Regions from separate parts of the Homo sapiens genome. Here region 1 is linked to region 2. The links are chromatin contacts, found by Hi-C or POLR2A ChIA-PET in ENCODE. All regions are on one chromosome and are shown on one strand. The core of a region is the stretch at or near the end of the contact, and the rest is flanking DNA. Distances in the headings are between cores, read along the strand shown. Region 1 overlaps LOC105377492 (a long non-coding RNA gene). Region 2 has its middle 89 kb from the start of LINC02273.

The links. A loop is a pair of places that touch in the nucleus more often than their neighbours do. ChIA-PET counts read pairs that join two places held with the same protein, here RNA polymerase II (POLR2A). Pooled maps may share reads with other maps.
Region 1: a map with no recorded cell type shows a loop between it and region 2 (10-fold over the local background). The contact joins two enhancer-like sites. A Hi-C loop is called at or near these places in 5 of 37 single-sample maps with no recorded cell type and 3 of 50 pooled maps. POLR2A ChIA-PET finds 5 or more read pairs at or near these places in 1 of 52 experiments (H1).

What each region holds. Positions count from the first base shown.
Region 1 is chr4:152,277,250-152,283,694 of GRCh38, reverse strand. It overlaps LOC105377492 (a long non-coding RNA gene), which reads left to right. Exons shown (of 4, transcript XR_939354.3): 4 at 1-128. Among named protein-coding and RNA genes, the nearest start is that of FBXW7-AS1, 57 kb to the left of the region's middle. Within about 2 kb of position 5,079, at least 2 of the 41 ENCODE cell types and tissues checked have a DNase peak (open chromatin) inside an H3K27ac peak, as active enhancers do.
Region 2 is chr4:152,186,661-152,193,115 of GRCh38, reverse strand. No RefSeq gene overlaps it. Among named protein-coding and RNA genes, the nearest start is that of LINC02273, 89 kb to the right of the region's middle. Within about 2 kb of position 4,040, at least 2 of the 41 ENCODE cell types and tissues checked have a DNase peak (open chromatin) inside an H3K27ac peak, as active enhancers do.

The DNA.
Region 1 (6,445 bases), core at 3,830-6,329, 90 kb before region 2:
ATAACCAAAATGTCCAAATTAAATTGTTATACATCCATATGCTAGAATATGATGAGCTATTAAAAATGAGGCTGTCATAAAAATGAATGAGATCATGTCCTTTGCAGGCACATGGATGGACCTGGAAGCCATTATCTTCAGCAAACTAATGCAGGAACAGAAAACCAAACACGGCATCTTCTCACTTACAAGTGGGAGCTGAACAATGAGAATACATGGACACAGGGAGAGGAAAAACACACACTGGGGCCTGCAGGTGCAGGGGGAGGGAGAGCATCCGGAAAATTAGCTAATGCATGCTGGCTTAATACCTAAGTGATGGGTTAATAGGTACAGCAAACCACCATAGCACACGTCTACCTATGTAACAAACTTGCATATCCTACACATGTGTCATGGAACTTAAAATTAAATTAAAAAATAAGAGATGGAAAAAAATGAGGCTGTCAAAGAACATTTCATGATGTGGGAAAATATTGTATATTCTGTTAAGTGAAGCATGCAGATTACAGAAGAGAGGATTTGGTAAAATCCAAATTTGATGTATGCAATTTTATGCAAATATATGCATAGGAAAAACTAGTAGTGTGTTACTCTAAAATGTTAATAATGGTTATTTCTGGATGGTAGGATTACAGGTGGCTTTTGTTTTTCTTTTGTGCCTTTCCGTATCTTCAAAAAACACTTCTTATGATGATTGTATATCTATTCTAGTAATAAGAAAAAAAGTCGATAAATGTGATTGAGAGAGAACGGAGGCCTCTGTGTCTGACCCGCCAGAGGGAAGGGCTTTGCGGAGGGCTGCACTTGGGCCTTCTGTGGCCAGGCCCGCTCTTTGCCCTGAGCACCAGCAGCTATGTCTGGGGGGTCAGCCAGGATGACTACATTCAAGTCTGAGGTGACCTGGGCTCTCAGAGGACTTGTGTGCTCCTGGAAGAAGCATTTCACACTCCCTGAGCTTGGCGCCGCCCACCCCACTATTAATAGTGTTTCAGTGTCTCCAATGGGTCTGCACATTCTGGTCCTAGAGGTGACCTCAGATGCTGCCCAAATAGCCCGCTGGTTTTCTAATGGAGGCTTGAGGGGGAGGTCATTATTGGGCTTGTGGATGTTCTAGATAAGCTTTTCTGACCAAATGAACTCCCATCATCACCTTGCCTTTCCTCCCACAACTCCCATCTCATCTTCCATCCCCAGGAACATCACAAGAAAGGGAATTAGAGAAGTTGTACCCCAAGGGGCACAATGCTGATCGTTGTGTAGGAGATGACTGTGTCAATGAAGAGAGTCCACCTCAGAGAAGGACATTTCCCCTTCTGCAGTATTTCTCCAAGTTCAGCCTTTCAACTATTTGCCCCAGACTTCCCGGCATGAAAATGCAGATCCCTGGGCCCCGCCCTAGGCCTAACAAAAGCGAAATCTCTGGGAGTGGACTCTAAAACTGGAGAGCCACTTCCCCACGAACTGGGAAAGGCAAAGAAAGACTGTCCATGTGTTTGGACTATGCAGCATGCAGAGGGTCACCTCTGAACTGAACCGCTCCACTTTAGTGCCCTCGAATCTAAACCAAACTCTGCCATTTGTTGAGTGTCTCCTGTGTGCTAGACACACCCCAATTGCTTTATAGTCTTTATCACAAATCAGCCTCATGATCATCACCCTCCCAGGAAGTTTTTAGCTACTTCAGGAAACTGAGAGTAAGACGTTTCCTTAGAACTCACGTAAGAGTCCTTTCAGATAAACTTGGTGACTGTCAATTATCTCCTGTTCCCTTTCTCCTCTGGCTTTCTCTCTTCTCTCCCTCCCACACCTAAATTTAATTGACTTCCCTTGACCCCGACAGATAAAAGGGGTCTCTGAGGAGAGACTCCCGAGGTGCCCCACGCTGCTGGCCCTGCAGGTCCTGTCTCCTAGGTGCCTTCGCTAAGTGTTTCTCTCAGAGCTCTCACAAGTCAGAGGTCCCATAGTGCATGGCACAGCATGGATTCAGCACAGGGTGGGCTTGCCCTCTACCTGGGCCCTGCGGGAGGGGAGCCCCCAGGCTGCCAAGGCTCTATCTTGCTGCCCGCTTTCAGAACTTACTGCCTCTTACCACCACAACTAACTAGGCTGCCTATGTCAGAGATGGCTGGTGCCCCCTCCCCAGTTGACTGCCTAGCAAAGATGATATATTCTGAGCTCCCTTGAAGCTAGGCTTAGTCCTGTGGGTAAATTCTGGCCACAGGAATGGAAATGATGCATGCGATTTCAGGGCCATGCCTTTCTTCTATTCTGCTCCTGTGGAGTGGATGTGGTGGTGAGCCCTGTGGACCATGGGGGCAAAGTCCTCATCCTAAGAATGACAGAACAACAAGATGGAAGGAGCCTAGAGCCCTGGCGACTTTGCAGAGGAGGGCTGCAGGCAGTGTAGACTTTGGCAGGAGAGAAACAAACATGGATCTGGTTGAAGCCAACTGTGGATTTGGGGTCTCCTTGTTGGAATAAATCACACTGATACCTGAACAAGTGCACTGAGCCTATTAAAACTCTCTCCCAGGAACCTGGAATTACTACTCTGGAGCTCACTGTGGGGGACCAAAAGTTGTTACCACAGTCAGAGACCTGGCCAGCCCAGATAGAAACCTGAGGAAGCAGGGGAAGCTCTTGGTGGAAAGATGAGTGTGAAGTGTGTGGTGAGAAAGATGCAGAGAAGGGACAGCAGGCAGAGGGTGGCTGTCACCATTTTCAATGCCATTCCGGCCCCAGCATGGTTCCTGTAGGGCCTAGATGTGTATCTTGCTGTTGCATGTCATAAATTGCCCTCTGTTCTTTATATTTGAGTTACTGTGACTGAGTTTTTCTTTCTGGCAACCAGGTAAGTTGCAATTAAAATAAAGTGCCCTTTATGACTATATTATATATTATATTACTATGTATTATTGTTATGTCACTATAAACTATATTATTATAGTTCTTTGGGTTTCAGATGTGTATTTTTCTCTACATTTTAATATTTCTGAAAATGGGATGATGCACTTTTTTTTTTTTTGAAGACAGAGTCTCACTCTGTCACCCATGTGTGGTAGCATGATCACAGCTCACTGCAGCCTCCACCTCTTAGGGTCAAGCAATCCTCCTGTCTCAGCCTCCCAAGTAGCTGGGACTACAGGCACAAGTCAGCAATGCTCAGCTAAATTTTTAATTTTTTGTAGAGACAGGTTCTCATTACGTTGCCCACAGTGATCTTGAACTCCTGGCCTCAAGGGATCCTCCTACCTCGGCCTACCAAAGTGCTGGGATTACAGTTTGTGAGCCACCACACCCAGCTGGATGCACTTTTTATCTCACTTGTTACCTTTTATGTTTAGTGTGGTAAATTTTTCCCCCGTCTCTCTCACAACTGTTAGTGAATTCAGGTTCTGTCTTAAGATCAGCTTCCCCCATGGATATGGAAGCTCCCTGAGGGAAGGGTCACAACAGTGCCAGGCACGTAGCAGATGCCCAGTAAATACATAGTAGGATGAATGACCATCAGCCACAGGCATCATGGAATTAGGAAATTATCCACACATGGTGGGGACCACCCCCTCACCATCGCCTATCCCACCTGCTCTGGGCATGGTGATGACGGTGGTGCTGGCCAAGGCAGCCCTGCCTGGCAGTGCATTGCTCCGGGCTCCGTGACTCCAGTGAGAACAAGGCACCAAACCCTTTGGAACTGTGGACACTTGACTCATTTCAGAGTTTATGGTCAAGGGCAGTTGCCTCATATTAGGTGCTGAACACAGGCCAGCCAATGTGCTGAGCTTTTTACAGGCTCCTTCTTCAACATATGTGGATATGAAATAAATCAGATCCAGTAAAAGCTGACACGTCTGAGTGAGGGATGCGGGCTGAGATGGAGACAAGTACCCATGCTAAAGACTGTTCTGGCAGGGGCTGAGCCTAGGGCTGGGGCTGCTCCCCTGGTCCTGTGTGTCCTTCCCCAGCTTGGCTGCAGTTGGAGGCGATGCCCCAGGGGACACTCTCAAGGTCTGGGTGCAGTGGTGAGCATGGGCCTGGGGGGCTGTGTCCTCAGGGAGCTCCCAGCTGTGAAGAAAAGCACCTGTCCTCAGCCTGTGCTCTCAGGCCTGAGAGCTCCAGGTCACCTAACCCTGCAAGTGAACTTCTAGTGACGCCAGATTTGGGCTGGCCTTAGGTGACCTGGGGAGGGGAAGGGGGACTGAACTGTTTTCCCGCCATATGCAGGATAATCAGAAGCCAGTGCAGGGCCCGCCCATACCCTCCGAAGAGACCCACCCTCCTGCCCAGGGCGTATCGGATGTGGGGGAGAAGAGGCCTTCTCAGGCTCACCCCCACGCTGGAGCTAAGGTGGCACTGACAGGGCCAGGGAAGGGCAGTCAGACGGAAGGGAGGAGGCCCTGGGTGGGCAGCACAGAAGAAGCCTCAGGCATCAGCTGCTCTGGCTTTTGCCTGGAAGTGGAGGATGAGTGGAGACACTGGGATTTAGTCATCAGGAGGCCATGGGTGACCGTCAGGAAGGCATTTTTGGGGAGTGGCAAGGGGAGCCCAGATGCGGGGCTGGGAACTTTCCCTGGCAGGAGAAACATTTCCTCAAGAATTGGAAAGAGCTTTGGCCTGAGGAATTCTGGGACAAGCTGGTGTCACCCGAGTGGTGTCACCTGGAGACCCTCCCAAGCCCTGTCATGGGGAGGTTTGCAGCCTGCAGCAGGATTGGGGTGTTGGGGTTTCCCAAGCTGCCCTTAGAGCTGGCCAGGCAGGTTTGCAGAATAATTACAAGGGCCCGATGTGGAGAGTGTTTGCATATGATTTGCACATGAATAGCCTGAGCTTTCTGTTCCCAGGCAATTTTCAAGTTAAATATTAATTGTTGCTGCCCTTAGGGTTTTCATTTCTTGATTCTGCCTTCTCTGTTTCTTCTCACCCACTTGCTGTCAGTGACTCAGATCTCTGCATGGCGGGGGAAGGGAGGGAGATGCCAGGGTGGGAGGCAGGGGCTGGGTGTACAAGGAAGGGAAAGAACGCAGAGGCGGAGCTGGCAGGTGTTGGGGAGATCAGATACCTACTCCATACAAAAGCAATAAGCATGCAAAGCAACAGACCAGCCAGCGCTGCTACAGAAACTTCCCGGAACTCTCCCAGCCCCAGGCAAGGTCCTATCTTTCTTAGTGATGTGGAGAGCTGTGGTCTCTTGGCCCTACCCTAGGCCAGAAGGACAGTGCCATCTACTTCCTGTCAGCCTGCTTTCCAGGCTCACATGGTTCCATCTCCCCTGTCACCAGAGGTCCTGGCCACAGGCAGCATGTAGGTAGGGCAAGGACAAACTGTCCTGGCTAGAGCTGTGCAGTGCAGCAGTTAGCTCACAGGCTCTATGGCCAGCTGTGCCTGGATTTGGATCTTGGCTGTGTGATCTAACTGTGAAGCTTTGGCAACTGACTTACCATCCAAGGGCCTCAGTTTCCTCTTCTGTAAAACAGAGCTACCAGTAGTGCTTGCCTCATGTTGGTGTTGTAGGGTTGAAGCCAGCTAGTGTGTGTGAAGTACTTAGCCTTGGGCCTTCCTGGCATGTAGACTGTGCTCAATGCAACGGAGCTGTAGATAGTCCTAACCCACGAGTGGGCTGCCTGGTCTCAGCTTTGCACAGTGCCAGGCGCCCCTCACCAGCATTTGATCATCCAGCTTCAGCTTGAACATTTCCTGAGGCAAAGGTTCTCTAGCTCTGTTCTCCTGAGGGTTGTTTGTGACACACACATTATAATTATGGTAAAGGGCCTTTGAGAAGGGAACTCAGAGCCTTTCCAGACAGCAACTTCTGTTCTTCACCAACTCTCATTAGGAGGAAGGACTTCCTTGGGCCGCCTCTGAGCTCCACCCTTGCCAATGGACTCAAATCTGTCCTCTGGGGTAGGAAAGCCTGAAACCCCCTCTTCTCTCTGAGAGCTCATCAAAGATTTCAGGATGGCGCTCCTTTCCTGGGTCTCTTCTTCCCAAGCTGTTTAGACCAAACAACTCGCCCTATCCCCAAAACGTGATGGGTTCCTCAGAGTGGTCTTTGCTGAGCCACTGATAGGGAAGAGGATTCCCCCTTGAGGTTCTCTACCTTGGCCCTGGCTGGGTCCAGAGTCCTCCTGAGGGCGTGAATAACAGCTTAATGTTGATGACAGCTACCTCTTGTTGCGTGTGCTGGGCACTGTGCTAAGTGCTGAAATGCAGACTCTCTTTCCATCTTCACACTCTGAGAGGAAGGGTTATGACCATTACCCCCATTTGCTAGCTGTGGGAACTGAGGCTTAGAGGGGCTAAGGAATTTTCCCCAGATAGCTCAACTGTTATGCTGGGAGACAAAGTGTGATCCAGACCACCGGCAGCTGCCTGCTGTGGGGCCACCTCTCTATGAGGATTTCCCCCCCAACCAGGTTGTCTTTTATTTTTCTTCTGTAGGAAG
Region 2 (6,455 bases), core at 2,791-5,290:
AGTCAGTAGCATTTTAAAAAGAAATTTTATTCATTTATTGCACAGATGAAAATGGAAGACTAACAGAAATTTTAAAAAACAAAGAACTAAAGAAGAACGAGCCATCTCCCAGAAATTCCACCATCCCAACAAAATCGGCTGTTTCCATTATTTGGTGTCCTCATCAGCCTCTTGCTGGACGCCTATGCAATCGCTCCGGTTCCATTCGGTTCGTCTCGGTGCCTACGGAACAGTCCGAGGAAGCTGGGAGAGACGCAGATCTTTCTCTGTCCTCCTCGGATTCACAGCCATTTTGAAGTTGCTCAATTGGAAGCATTAACCTGCAAGACTGCATCCTGGGAGCCAAGGAGAGGGGCCAGCAGAGCCTTATTAACTTATACTTTCATCATTTTCTTCTGCTGGTCTTTTTGAGAGCACAGCCATGAACCTTGGTAGGGTAGGTCTTTCTTTTAACACCAGAAGGGGAGGATCAAAACTAGCAAAGGTAATTGAGAAAGAAGAAGGAGAAAGAAACCAACTGTAACGTATAAGCAGTTCTGATCTTTCTTAGTATTGAGATCATACGCAGCTGCAATCCTTTCTCCTTCCTACCCCTGGGTGACTCAAACCTCATTATTTAGAAAAATGTATTTTGTAGGCAATTTCAACAGCTAGGACAAGTTCTAAGACAAAGGAAGTATGTGAAACTAGTTGAACCGTGGACGATTGTGCCCTGTTTATTCGTATCTGTTCAATGCATGCCTGAGTTGGGCCACTGCTTACCTTAAGCAGTCTTGTCAGTGTTTAGAGAGTTAAGTTATATGAAGCATAATCGCTTGCTTTTGCCTGCTAAGAGGAAGGTGAAGTGCATTTACTATCGTTATCTGTTTGCAATAAAACCTTTGAGACATTCTTAAAGAAAAATGCAACATGAGAAAAAGTTAAGTTCTTTAGAAAGAAGTCATTTGTCTTTAGCCAAATTCATCTGGGTACGATATGGGTTGCTGCAGACATAAAACTGTCTGGAGTCTGGCTTCAGGGCTTAGAATTATAAAATATTCATGGTATATAATTTTGCATAATTTGTTTAGCTACCAAGACATAATTTAGTTATTTGGTGCATGAATCCTTCAGAAGGTCTAAAGAAGAGAAAAACGGACTTTAAGAAGCTAAATCCAGTTTGATGCAAGATGAACAAATCCTATAGGGCCCTGTGTACTCAAAACACACAAACACATGGTGGTAAACACAGACATCTATCTGCATATAACTAATTCTTCCTACTCATCCTCTGCACTGTTTTACCGGGGCACTTTATGTATATTAGTTACCTAGTTTTGCTTTGCATGTGATTACATATAAGCCCAAAGGAAAAAGCTAGAGAAAGAGCCTTCGATTTCAGCAAGATGCATTTAGATTATAAAACTCCTTGATGGTAAGTTCGTTGAGATAACAAACATGATAATTTATTTATTCAAAGCACAGCAATAGCTTATTTCCGTGTCCAGTACTGTGCCCAGGACTAATGGGTATATGTTAAAAGTGGTTCCTGGCCGGGCATGGTGGCTCACGCCTGTAATTGCAAAGTCCGAGGCGGGTGGATCACTTGAGGTCAGGAGTTCGCGACCAGCCTGGCCAACACAGTGAAACCCTGTCTCTACTAAAAATACAAAAATTAGCTGGGTGTGGTGATGCGTGCCTATAATCCCATCTACTCAGGAGGCTGAGGCACGAGAATCACTTGAACCTGGGAGGCAGAGGTTGCAGTGAGCCGAGATTGCGCCACTGCACTCCAGCCTGGGCGACAGAGCAAGACTCCGTCTTAAAAAATAAATAAATAAATAAATGAAAGTGGTTCTTATCCTGGGGGAGCTTACAGTCCAGTTGAGACAGGATGAATAAACAGAAACAGCTAAATAACAAGCTTGAAGGCATTATTTAAGCAAGTACAAGCCAGCATGGCAGAGCCCTCAAACCAAAACACAGAGGAAATGCAAATAAGGGAAGGTGATTACTCTCCCCACCCTCACTGCCACTGCGCAGGTCAAGGTCCTGTCCTCCGTCTCTGCATCACAGCGACACTCGACGACCTGTCTCCACAGTTGCGGTCTTGTCCCTCCTAACCCATTCTCCATATTAAAACAGTAAAGGATCTCTCTCAAAGCATATCTCACTATAGCGTTTACTTCTTAAAATCCTTAAAATTCAATGGCTTCCCATTGGCCTTAAGAAAAAGCCCAACCCCTTAGCCTGGTATTAATGCAAAGTCCACCCCTGAGTGCCAGGCAGCTTGACGGTTTCCCCTGCAAGCGCCCTTGCTTCTCTCAACCTCACCATTGATCTCTCCACCTGAAACGTTCTCACCTCCTTGTTCGCTTACCTCCAGTTCTTCAGTATCACCTTCGGCTTCCTCCCTTCTGGGAAGTTCTCTAACTCTCCGAGACTAGGCTGGTATTCCCCATGTGGGCCTCATTGCTCCAGAACTTTTCTTAGCCAGTACTCAGAGAGCATTCTCAGTGTCTATAATTGGGAATCAACACAGTGAAGCTCTGAGTCAGACCTTCTGGATCTAAACCCAAGACCCACCACTGACTGGTTTTGTGACCTTCCGGTAAATTACTTACCATCCTTGTCACCATTTTCTCATCCATTAAATGGGAATAATGATGGAACCTACAGCACAGGACTGTTGTGAGGAATGCATGAGGTTTTATATTAGAAGTACTTAGACTACAGCATGGCACATACTCGGCCGTCAGTAATGTTAGCTGCCATTAGGATAAAGTTTGCTGGTTAAAATAATCAGAAAAAATTATTTTAATCAGAACATTAAACCCATAGACATATAAATGCAACGTGTGTGTGTGTGTATATATATATACACACACACACACACACACATAATAAAGTATGTGGTATAATAATGCTAACTATCACTGTGATAATTACTGGTTAGTATCCTCCCAATGCTAAGAACTGCTAGCTCCCCAGCCTTCCCCAGGTCATGGCTCCACAGCACATGTTGAGATTTGACAACACACTGGGGATAAACTGAGCGAGCTGCTGCAGCCAGTCCCCAGGGCTGGTGGGTCACTCCCCAGCTTTGCCTGTCACCCTCCACAGCACACTGGCTGGGAGATCTGTTCTCAACTGGAGAAGGGCAGTGGCTGGGCCTAGCTTAGGGTTGTGTCTCCAGCCCCGGCAAGCACAGCACTTGGTGTGGAGACAATGCTCTGGAACTATTTTGAGAATGAATAAATGAATGAGTGAACAACTGACATGTGTCAGCTTTCTAACAGGAATAGAATTTTAGACAGAGGATAGGAGGAAATGCAGGCTTGCCTTTGCCAGGGGTGAGTGGGGAAGCCAGTCCTGCCTGAGGGAACAGCAGGAAGGGGCCAGGGGCCCAGTGAGCACAGGGGCAGGGACAGGCACCTGCTTCTCTCGTTGTGCACCTTTTGTGTGGTTTGGATTGTTTCCTGTGTGTGCATGTCACTCAAACCCTGCACACAGAATGCCTGGCTGGAGGGGACAGCTGGCCATCAGAGCATTAAAAGCAGGGCAGTAAAAATAGAGACGGGGAAAAGCATAAAGGAAGAACAGTAAAAACAAGAATTCCACATGTAAGCAAAATAGATTTGATTGCAAAATGACTTCCATAAAACCATAGTTTCATATGAATTTTAAAACTAACCTTTTACCGATTATAACAGTAATACATATTCATTGCAGAGAATTTAAGATATGCAGAAAAGCAGACAAAAAATAAAAATCACCCATAATCCCACCACCCAAAATAACCACACTGATGTAGTTTTGCGTCTAGTTTTTTGCTTGTGCACATGTACATTATCGAATATACAATTTTACATCTTTATCCTTTGATTGTCAGGGATAGCCTAGTCCCAGCCCTTGTCTTATATTTAGTTTTATGGCCTGGGGGCCTGGAATTCCAGACAGGTCATTAAAACAGGGACCAGAGATGGGGGAGAGGAAGGGAACTGTCCACTCCTTGCTATATGCCTTTAAAGGCGGGAGACTTGCATCTCCGTTCTGGGGCTATCTGAGGGCTGACTATAAGCCAGAAGCCGCTGATCACTGTGAGCCTCAGAACTATTTCTAGGCAGCCACTTGCTGGCTGCCTGCTGCTGATCCCAGGATGACATGACTTCTACTGCCTGGGCTCACTGGACTCAGCTTGCTTTGGCTGCGTCCCTCAGGTCTGGCTTTCTGGCCACTGGGCTCAACAGTTCAACTTGAATTCAGTACAAGTACAGTATGGGTGGGCTTATGGACCCTTCTCAAGACTCTGGTGAACCAGGGCCTGAACTGGACCACTTGCGAGGTGCATTTGGTGTGTGTGTGGGGTGTGTGTGTGTGTGTGTGTGTGAAAGAGAGAGAGTGTGTTTATGACTGTGTGTGTGTACAAGTGCACATGGAGACTCAGTTTTAGTTCTTGACTGTCTCTGGCCTACAGCCTGGGGTGAATGGAAAGTATCTGCCCTCCCCTGTTCCTGCACAGGCTTCCTGTACAGAAGATCTGATAGAAATGAGACTAGGATTCCAAGCCCAAGACCAGGGTTCACAAAGGTGACTTGATTTCAGAAACGAGAGCACCCAGGTGTCACAACTGGGCCCTAAAGTCTATCTTGGCTCAGCAGCTCTGCTGCTTAACTTCTCATCCCAGAGTGTTGAGTTCCAGCTCCCCAAATCCCACTTGTCTGAGGTCATCATTAGTCCTAGAGCCTGGGCCAGGACTCAGCTCAGGGTGGGAGCCTCAGCGAGAGTCAAGTGATTGCAGGATGATTGAAAGGACAAAGGGTTCTGGGACAGAGAGGAAGGCTGTTCTTAGCAAGAAGAGGTTTTTAGAAATTATAATCCATTTTCCCTCTCAGTGCAAGAATCCCTTCTGTAAATCTCCTGGCAGAAGATCATGTAGTATATACTTGGAGACCCAGTGACAAGGGGCACATGCACTCATTCACCATTGGAGCTATCGGAATGATAGGAAAGTCTTCCATATTTAGCTGAAATGCACTTCTTGGGAGCATCATCCTGGCAGTAGCCCAGAGCAGACCCATGCTGGTGCCCTATGGACAGCTGTGCAGATAGTGCAACGAGCTGCCATCTTCTTTTAGTCCAAGAGCAAGTTTTCCATCTGCTGCTGAGTGGCTCCCTGGCAGAGAGATGGAAGCAGAGTAGTGAGGCCACGATAGATCTGACTCACAGTCTCCTCTTGCTGGGAGCCCAGGGATGGTGTGTTGCCAACTCTGGCCACAGTGGAGTTGAGGGGTTTGCTTTATGGAAAGCAGAGGCAGATGTGGGATAAAGCCTTGACTTAGGAGCCAGGCAGGCCCAGAGAGACCGAACACATTCACCCTTCTGGGCTCTCTGCAGCTCTAATGATTAGGCTCCTGCAAGAACCAGGAGTGACTTCCTTCTCTGAGTCAGGTCTAGTAGTTGGTTTTTTTTCTAATAAGCCATAATTAAGGAATTTCAGGACCTGGAGGTCTGTACGGACCAGGCTTTCTGCCTCTTTATTCTCTAAAGGGGCAGATATCTAAATGGTGAAATTATCTGGAGATTCTTGCTTCTGCCTTCTGCTTATGAGTTAATCTTTTTTTTTAGAAGTCTCAGCAAATTTTAACTACTCTCTCTTTTAGGGGAAGGTAAACGCACAGGTTTTGGTCATAGTGGGACATCAGCTTCAAGGCATCTGAACCCCATTTCACCTTTAAGGCAAAAGTAACTGTGAGATGTGGCATTCAGTTAAAACCCATTACCTCAATTAAAGGTTTTCTGGGCCGATCGCTTTCTGTGGTTTTGTACCAACATTAAACAGCAAACAATTTAGAACTGCAATTTCTCATATCAACTTCAAAAGCACTATATACGCCATTTATTGTAATAACATAAAATTTAGCCTTCAGCGATAGGTGCCTACAAATTTTCATGTGACTTCCGAACAATCGTTAAAAGTTTCAGTTGGTTATTTCCATCACCTTCCATCATCTCCCAAGAAAGAATTAAAACATGCAGTGTCAAGGGAGTTTCAGGACCACACAGAGTAATCTCACTAAAGACCTCCTGGAACTCTACCAAAATCTGACTGTGGATGGGATCATGTTAGAAACCATCATGCCAGCATAAGAAAAGATAATTCTCAGCTAAGAGAAGAAAGAGGCAATGATATTAAAGCTTGGGTGGGCTCATTTTAATGAGAAGAGCCATCAGGAAGACTTGTAGGCCTTTAATAAAAATGCAAAATGCCCAACTTGGCAGTTAAGGAAGATCTACTTGAAGAACTATGGGGGGTTAGAGGCAGAAAGATCATTTGGGAGTTGTACTAGTTAAGGTACAGGTGAAGCAGTTATAACAAAGGAATCCCAACAGACAATGGCTTAGGTAACATAGATGCAGTGTTTTATATCTTGTTTGGTGTGATGGTTGTAAAACTGTAAGGTGTATACCTGTCA